Regions from separate parts of the Homo sapiens genome. Here regions 2 and 3 are each linked to region 1. Evidence: read pairs that join two places in POLR2A ChIA-PET (ENCODE). Cell type or tissue: MCF 10A. All regions are shown on one strand.

Evidence for each region. Peaks named below come from ENCODE experiments on the same cell type or tissue, not always from the same donor. Only the 100,000 strongest peaks of a DNase experiment are listed, where the experiment ranks them.
Region 2: POLR2A ChIA-PET joins it to region 1 with 11 read pairs; 9 of 35 experiments call an interaction of 5 or more read pairs at or near these places.
Region 3: POLR2A ChIA-PET joins it to region 1 with 14 read pairs; 10 of 35 experiments call an interaction of 5 or more read pairs at or near these places.

The regions. Positions count from the first base shown.
Region 1 is chr11:13,260,719-13,263,218 of GRCh38, forward strand. No RefSeq gene overlaps it. Among named protein-coding and RNA genes, the nearest start is that of BMAL1, 16 kb to the right of the region's middle. RefSeq lists an enhancer at 279-1,478. In MCF 10A, no CTCF peak of the experiment used is centred here; DNase peaks (open chromatin) are centred at 103, 693 and 1,123.
Region 2 is chr11:13,209,118-13,211,617 of GRCh38, forward strand. No RefSeq gene overlaps it. Among named protein-coding and RNA genes, the nearest start is that of BMAL1, 67 kb to the right of the region's middle. In MCF 10A, a CTCF peak has its summit at 1,432 (motif pointing right); a DNase peak (open chromatin) is centred at 1,424.
Region 3 is chr11:13,315,455-13,317,954 of GRCh38, forward strand. All of the region lies in intron 2 of BMAL1 (basic helix-loop-helix ARNT like 1), which reads left to right. Among named protein-coding and RNA genes, the nearest start is that of BMAL1, 39 kb to the left of the region's middle. In MCF 10A, no CTCF peak of the experiment used is centred here; a DNase peak (open chromatin) is centred at 1,287.

The DNA of each region.
Region 1 (2,500 bases):
TTAGGCAGAAAGTCAAGGAGTGAAGGGCCTTGGATGGCCTATGAAGAATTTTGGAATTTCTGTAGGTGTGTATTCAGGGAGGGTTCCCTCAAAGGCTTTCAGGAGAGGAGGTGATCTGAGAGCTGCGTTTAGAAAGATGACTGACTACTGCGTGACAGATGGACAGAGGGGCAAGTCAGGGCAAGCAGATGAGACAGGATTCTTGTTTAGGACACTGTTCCTCCTCCACCCCACCCTCACCTCAGCCTGGCCTCTGTACACGAATAGGTCTAATGGCGGATCGAGAAAAACACCAGTCAGCTTCCGCTCTTCCTCCATGGCAGGGCCGACCTCGGCACATCCACACTGCGGTTTTCTCTTGGAAGGAAGGATCAGGCTAGCGGGGCAGTGTCCTCATGAGGCCTCGTGCACACCCCTAAATCCTCCGTTAGGAGATGCCTGTAGGCCTGTAGCAGCCGCAGACAGAGCTGAGCCCTGGCTTCAGACTCTTCCCTAGAAGGAGCAATGAGGAAGTTTATCCTCTACCTTCCCAGGAGAGTATCTGCTTGATGCTGGGTTATCTCCTAAACTGAATTTTGATTACTTTGTATTTAAGTTTAGGAACGTCTCTGTCATTTGGGAACTGCTTTTCTGGCTGCAGCTCAACAGTGGCGAACATGGACACTGGGAACAGGCCCAGAGTCCTGAAATGATTAATATCCTGTGTTGTGGGACGTCCAAACGCATGGATAGCCAAAGCATTTAGAGAGCCAGGCTAGGCAGTGCAGTGTGATGGCAGACAAGTCCCTTGAGTTATACGGGGGGAAAGATGCTACAATTCCATACACTAAATCAATGAAATTGAATAAAGGTTCTGAACCAAACCTCCCTGTGGACATTGACTTTCGGGAAATGGCTCGGGGCTGGTTGGTCTGCAGAGCTCTGGCACGGCTTCTCCAGGGAGACTCAGCCGATCCCAGGTTTACCATCTTACACTCTAGACCTGATCCCTCACTTTGACCAGTGGCAGCCCTGATCTCCTGACTGCCACAGATCAATTGCTTTGTTTATCTTATTGTCAGCCTGTTTTGGAAACACTCTCCTAGACTCCTTTCTGACTCATAGGTTAAGGAGCGTGAGTAATTCTTCTGGAACTCACTTGGAACAGGAGGGAACCCTTCCCATTTGATTTCCGGTCCTAAAAAAAGACAAGATAGTTCACACAGGATGCTAATTAGTTTTCCTATTCAACAGTTAGCGTGGCCTAGTCCTGTTTGGAAAGCTGCCTTTTGTGCTGCAGGGTTTAGAAATTTGAATACCTCCAGCTTTTATTCAGAATTTATAAAATGACACCAGAATATCGTTTTGTTGTGATTAGTTTTGCTGCTAAAACTAGGGTTTTTGGTTTTGTTTTGTTTTTTTACAGAGAAAACCCAAATGATTTCTCTTATGAGACATAAAAATGAGGAGAAATGAACAACCAGATTTCTCTTCTACATTGTTCTCGTTTTATTGTTCGTGGATGAAGGTAAACTCTCATTGTCCTCCTGCTGTATTTTTTGGCCTGTCCTTCTAAGCAGTGATGTAAACTCATGAAAGCTTTCACTCCAAATGGGTGTGACTCTCTTTGTAGCCAGAATGGTTTGGCGTTCACTTTCTATAGCAGAAATGGTAAGAAAGTGGCTTTATATTCTTCTGTTTCTAAACTGGCTTAAGAGAGGACCAGCCCCTTTGTAGAAGTCAGATACCTGAGAGCTTTTCAGGTTGCCTATAGGAAGTATTCTAGCTCTGCTGGGGGAAAAACCACGGAGCGCAAGTTCAAACTCTCACCTTAGGGGCAGGGTTACAGGGAGCTTTAACTTTCTACTTTATGCAGTTTTGTACAGTTTGCATTTTTCACAATGAATGTGGAAGACAGGACGAAAAACCAATCAAAGACTGACTATATTTATTTGGAAATCGTTTCTTCATTCATTTTTGTCTTAGCTGCTCTGTGACCTTGGACAAGTTAATTCACCTCTTTGTCCTTCTCTGTAAAATAAAGGTGGCAATACACCCTATATAAGGCTCTTGTGCACTAAAACATCTAATGCACATAAGTACTCATATTGAGTACACATAGTCATGCTCCGTAAGCTTTACTGTTGTTGTTGCATTGTTGATATCGCTCACTGCCAGTACCCAAGACCCCTCTCTGAAGCATGGCTGTTGAGTGGTGCAGAATGTAACTCTCACCCTTTTGATTGCAAGGAAGAATATTAGTCTTAATTAGAAAAACATTATATTGGGAAGATTTGGAAGAGAAAGGCAAACCCACACGTTTACCCACTTTCTCTCCAATCATTTCTTCAGAAAACAGCTGAGAAGGTCACTGTCCACCCCATGCTTCTTCCAAGTGTAAGTCGGATTAGGTTCCCCCTCACTTGAGCCCTCTAAAGGCTTCCAAAGCACTTTGAATAAAGTCAGACTCACCTGCCCTCCTAGTCCCTCCAGATCTGCTTCTACTCACTTCTTTCCTGGC
Region 2 (2,500 bases), 52 kb before region 1:
ATTACAACTTATTGCTCCTTGTCCCAGCAGTACCATGGCAACAAGTAGCATTGGCACAAGAATCAAAAGGGAGAAGTGTTGCCTAGCAACATAGTAGAAAAAGCTTTAGGATTCTGAAGGCCCGAGTTCTAGTTCTGGTTCTGACTCCCTGGGGCACTGTGGATAAGACCCAACTCCTCTGATCCTCCGTTTTTTGTCATCTGTAAAATGGGGGCAACTCATTCCATACATGTAGGATTGCTGTCAGGATCATTATTTTCGGGAGAGGAAAATTATGCCATGGATTAAGGCAGAAAGGGGAAAATGTGAAAGACTTACTAGGCCATGACATACTTTAGCCACTCCATGAAGAGTATACATTGGTAAAGCCTTTTTGGAGGTCATTAAGTAATAGCAGTCAATATTTAAATGTAGGTACCCTTTAACTCAGCAACTTCCTCTCTAGACATTGGTTCACGAAGATACACATAGGAGGTGAAAAACTGGAAACTACCTAAACGGTCTATTAAAGAGGGACTATAATAGATCAACACAATAGAACACTACAGAAGTTTTAAAAAATGAAGGAGCTTTTCTTTACTGACACGGAGAGACTTCTAACATACAATGTTTAGTGAAATGAAGGCAAGTCACAGACACACACACACACACACACACACACACACTCATCCATTCACAAATATACACAGGAAAATGCATGTCAGAAAGCCTGGAAGGACCTATGAGAAAATGTTAACAGTGGTTACCAAATTACTTCTCACTACTCCCCAAATAGGCTGTTTCCCCGCTACTTTTGCAAATGCCATTCCACCTCCCTAAAACGCCAGTCCTCCTTTCCACCTTCTGAACCCCAGCCCATCCCTCAGAGAGTAGGTAAGCAGCATCTCCTCTCCAAAGCTCTGCTGGTTCCCATCAGTGGACTTTACATCTCCCTCTGTGTCTGTATTGTCCCTATCATAACATTGAATTTTAATTATTTGTTTATGTATCTACACTCCCCCTTCCCAGTAGTCTATGAGCTCCTTGGGGAGCAGAATCACGTCTCATTCATCTTTGTTCCAGCAGGGCCTACCCAAGGCCATTAGTGCATTGAATGGAAACAAGAGGTTAAAACATGGTCAGAAATGAGAACAGCATGTGGAAGCTGTGAGCCCCAGTTTTTTCCAAAGCACCCTCCCAGACCATGCTTTCACGTATATTCATAGCTCAGAAGGTGTGCTCCAAGGACAAGAGGAGGAGAAAGTCAGTTTACCTTGATTATCTCTGTAAAGAACAACAACAAAAAAAAGAAAACAAGAAAGTCAGAAAGCCATGGATAAGGAGTGAGCTGGGTAAAAATTGCTTGAAGCAAACAAACAAACAAAATCCCAAGAGGTGTGTATGCATGTCAGCAAGTCATCCACAATCTGGGCAGCAGGTGGCACAAGTAACCTAGATTTCTTAGGCCACTGCAGAAGGAAGCCGCAGAGGTAAGGATTTGGAGAAACTGGGAAGCTGGGAGCATCATCCCAAGCCACTCTTTTGCCTGCCTGATTGCAGTACAAGACATAAAGGCAGTCCTGTGAGGATTTCAAGTCCTAGACATCTGCCTTTCCAACCACCATCCTTCACCCTCTTAGTCCATCCTCCACCCTCTTCAGTCCATCCTTACTATGGCCAATTTTGTTATTTGCCAACCTGCCTTCCTTTTTGAGGAAAATGAGCATTTCCATTCATATCAGTGGCAGTGAATATTCATAAGACCTCTTCGAAGGGAAATGTAGCAGGGCTGATCAAAAGAACACTTACCCTGGAGGAGACAGATAATAATTCCTTAACAGATCTAACTGCAATCATGGATTGGATGTTCATCATTATTTGATTTTCCTCTTCTGGGGCAATGGATTCATAAATTATTTTAAGGGTATATGAGCAGATAAACAAGTTACCTTGACTACTGACTATAGTAAAGGTTGAATTTTGTATATTAATGTAGTTATTTTGATAAATTTGGTAGTAATTATTATAACTTTACATAATAAATTTATGGAAAATATAGACATACAATTGCATAAAGCTAGGTGGGCTAATTAAGTACCATCATATTGCTGGTGAGGGTGGCTGTTATTATTATTACACAAAATATATTTATTCTTTGAACAAATATTTATTAAATGCTACATATGCAAAAACTACTTATGAAATGACCATCAAGTGCCAGGTACTGTTTTTGGTGCTGGGAAAAAATAAATCAGTGACAAATTCTCTGCCCTTATGAAGCTTTCAATGTAACAAAGGAAATAAATACATATATATTATTGCCATATACATACACACATATATGGCAAGTGATTATAACTGCTATGAAAAAAGAATAAAAGATTATAAAAAAGAAAAAAGAAAACTATTAAAAAAAGAATGATGGAGGCTGTTATTTTTAATTGGGTGCTCAAGTACTAATTGTGCTACAGACTCAATGTTAATTCAAAATCATACATGATTCCTACCTCCCCAGGACTCT
Region 3 (2,500 bases), 55 kb after region 1:
TGTATTAGGGGCTTGGTAGATGTTGGCTGAGGTAAGTGTCATCATTGTCCCAAAGACACTGTGTGAGGAAACTGAGGCCTCGACCCATTGAGTAGGTGACAGAGCAGGAGTTTATCCCAGATGCTGGACTGTGGGTTTACGCTCTGACCCTTCTATACGCCACCGTTCCCTCTGCTCCAAGTCCTTGCAGTCTGTCCTTTTCCAGCACTTGTCATGGAGGTCATGACCTCGGTTTGTGTGGTTATTTGATTAATGAATGTTTGTTCCCTCACTGGGCAGCCCTTTTGAGCCCCAGGATGGCAGGAGTACCTAGGACTCTAGGCAGGTGCGCAGCCTGGAGTTGACCGAGAGCATGTGGGACTGCCCACTTGCCCACAGCTGCTTCTTGCCTTTTGCATCACAGGAGGGTGGGCTAGGACCATAAAAGAGCCAGCCCAGGCCTCCCCCTTTCTGGAGCTCACTGAGTGCGTGCATGGGGTTTGGCCGTCACCCTCACTTCCATGGTTCTGCATCAGAACCAGCTGTGCTGAGGAAACATCTGTGCCTTGTTAAGGTCTGTTCCTTCTGCCCACTCCCTTTGCCCTTTTCTCTACCTTACAACCCCTTTGTTGTCCTTCTTCAAGGAAAGGGGCCCCCTTTGTCTCTCAGGGCAGAGCCAGCTGCCCTTCTCCTGGTCCTCTTGATCTGCACACACTCTGAGGATGACTGCCCATGGCAGGTCATGATGGTCCGTCTGCCCTGGACTGTGGTTTCTGTGGCAGAGCAATACTTTGTACAGTCAGGGCCCATGGCCCTACGGAAGGCTGAGGGAGAGCCTGAGGTCATTGCCTTAAGAGAAGCTGCTTCATGGTGCAGTTGGTATGTGTGCATGTGTGTGTGGATGTGTGCTTTTTTCATGCATGATGTTTTTATTTGTGTTATTTATCCCCCTGCTATATCTCCCTCTCTCAGGGGTCTAACATGGAGCTTTGAATAGTAGATACATCATAGCTCTTGGCTAAATACATATTTTCTCCCCCGCTGATCTGAAGGCACCTCCCTTTTCCCCTACCCCTCACTTTGGTACCTTGGTGACTTCACAGGGTTGTTATGACTTCCCAGACCTCATTGAGATTGCAGTGATGTGAAAACCCTACCTAGATTCCAGCCAGCTGGGCAGGGGCCTTGGCAGCAGGGGAAGCCCAGTTCCCTAGGGCAACTCACCAGGCCTCCAGGGCTCTCTAGGGCCAGGCTGGCTGAGCTTCAACTGACTCATACTGTTTTTGACTGGGAAAAATAAAAATTTTAAAATGGCTTCTGACCAAATGGGGAAAGTGGATGTGGGAGGAGGAGAAGGGGGACGTTAGCCACACCCTAGGTACATTTGCCAGCAGCAAACTGAGATGGGCTTAAAGTGTGGCTGGCCTCTAAGACGCCTGCTTCAAAGGGCATTCGGCACACTGGTCTCAGGCTTTGGAGGCCCACCTGCTTCAGAACATCAGCTCCCTGTCTGTCTAGCGTTGTGACTTAAGACAAACCCACCAAGCTCCCTTAGCCTCCATTTTCTCATCTGTAAAATGGGATTGTAATCATTAGAATAACCTTTATAAGGTTCTTGTGAGAGTGGAATGAAGATGTGCTTAGCACCGTGACTGGCGTGTAGAAAGCACCAAATATTTATTATCTGTTAACATTGTTTTTGTTTGTCAAAGTATTATTGTTAATAATAATTATAAGAAGACTTTGGAACAGATATAAAGTCTAAAATGCAGGCTGTGATGAAAGGGAGATGGTATATAAGAAAAGTGCTTTTTGAATTGCACATTATGTCCAGATATTATTATTAGCACAAGTATGTTTATTATTGTTTTGTCTTTGAAAAAAATGCTGGAGCACAATTTTATGATGTTGAGTCTATGTCCTTTGTTGTTTTGTTTTTTGTTTTGGAAAAAGGTTTGTCACATTGGCCTTTATTGGAATCTTGTCCAGTGGATGTATGACCCACATTGGTGACCCTGGGTGCCAAATGCCTGGACAGCACCTGGCAAAGAAGAGCCATTATTTCAATGGTCACTATTGTTTAAAATCGTTATGGTAAACAATACCTGACAGAAGTTCTTAGAGGTTCATTGACAGTAAATTGTGGGCAATGCACTGAGTTATTATTTACTCTAGACCTGAGAAATTCTCCCTCTCCAAGTTTTGTGCCTTGTATAGCTAAATAAATATAAACAATTTCCTTAGAATTTGATACAAACAGCTACCATTGTCTTCACAAGTATGTTAGAAATACTTTCTTAATAGCAACTACTTGACTGTTTTGTTTTTTATCTCCATTCCCTGCCATTACTCTGCCTCTTCCCATCTTTCTGAAATAAAAGTGAGCCAAATTAGCCATTTAAAAAATACGTAGATACTTTCAGGCAGAGGTTGAAAACTGTCTACCCCCTGGCTGCATCTGGCTTGCAGATGTGTTTTGTTCAGCACTCATAGTGTTTTAAGATGTTTAAATTAGTGGCCA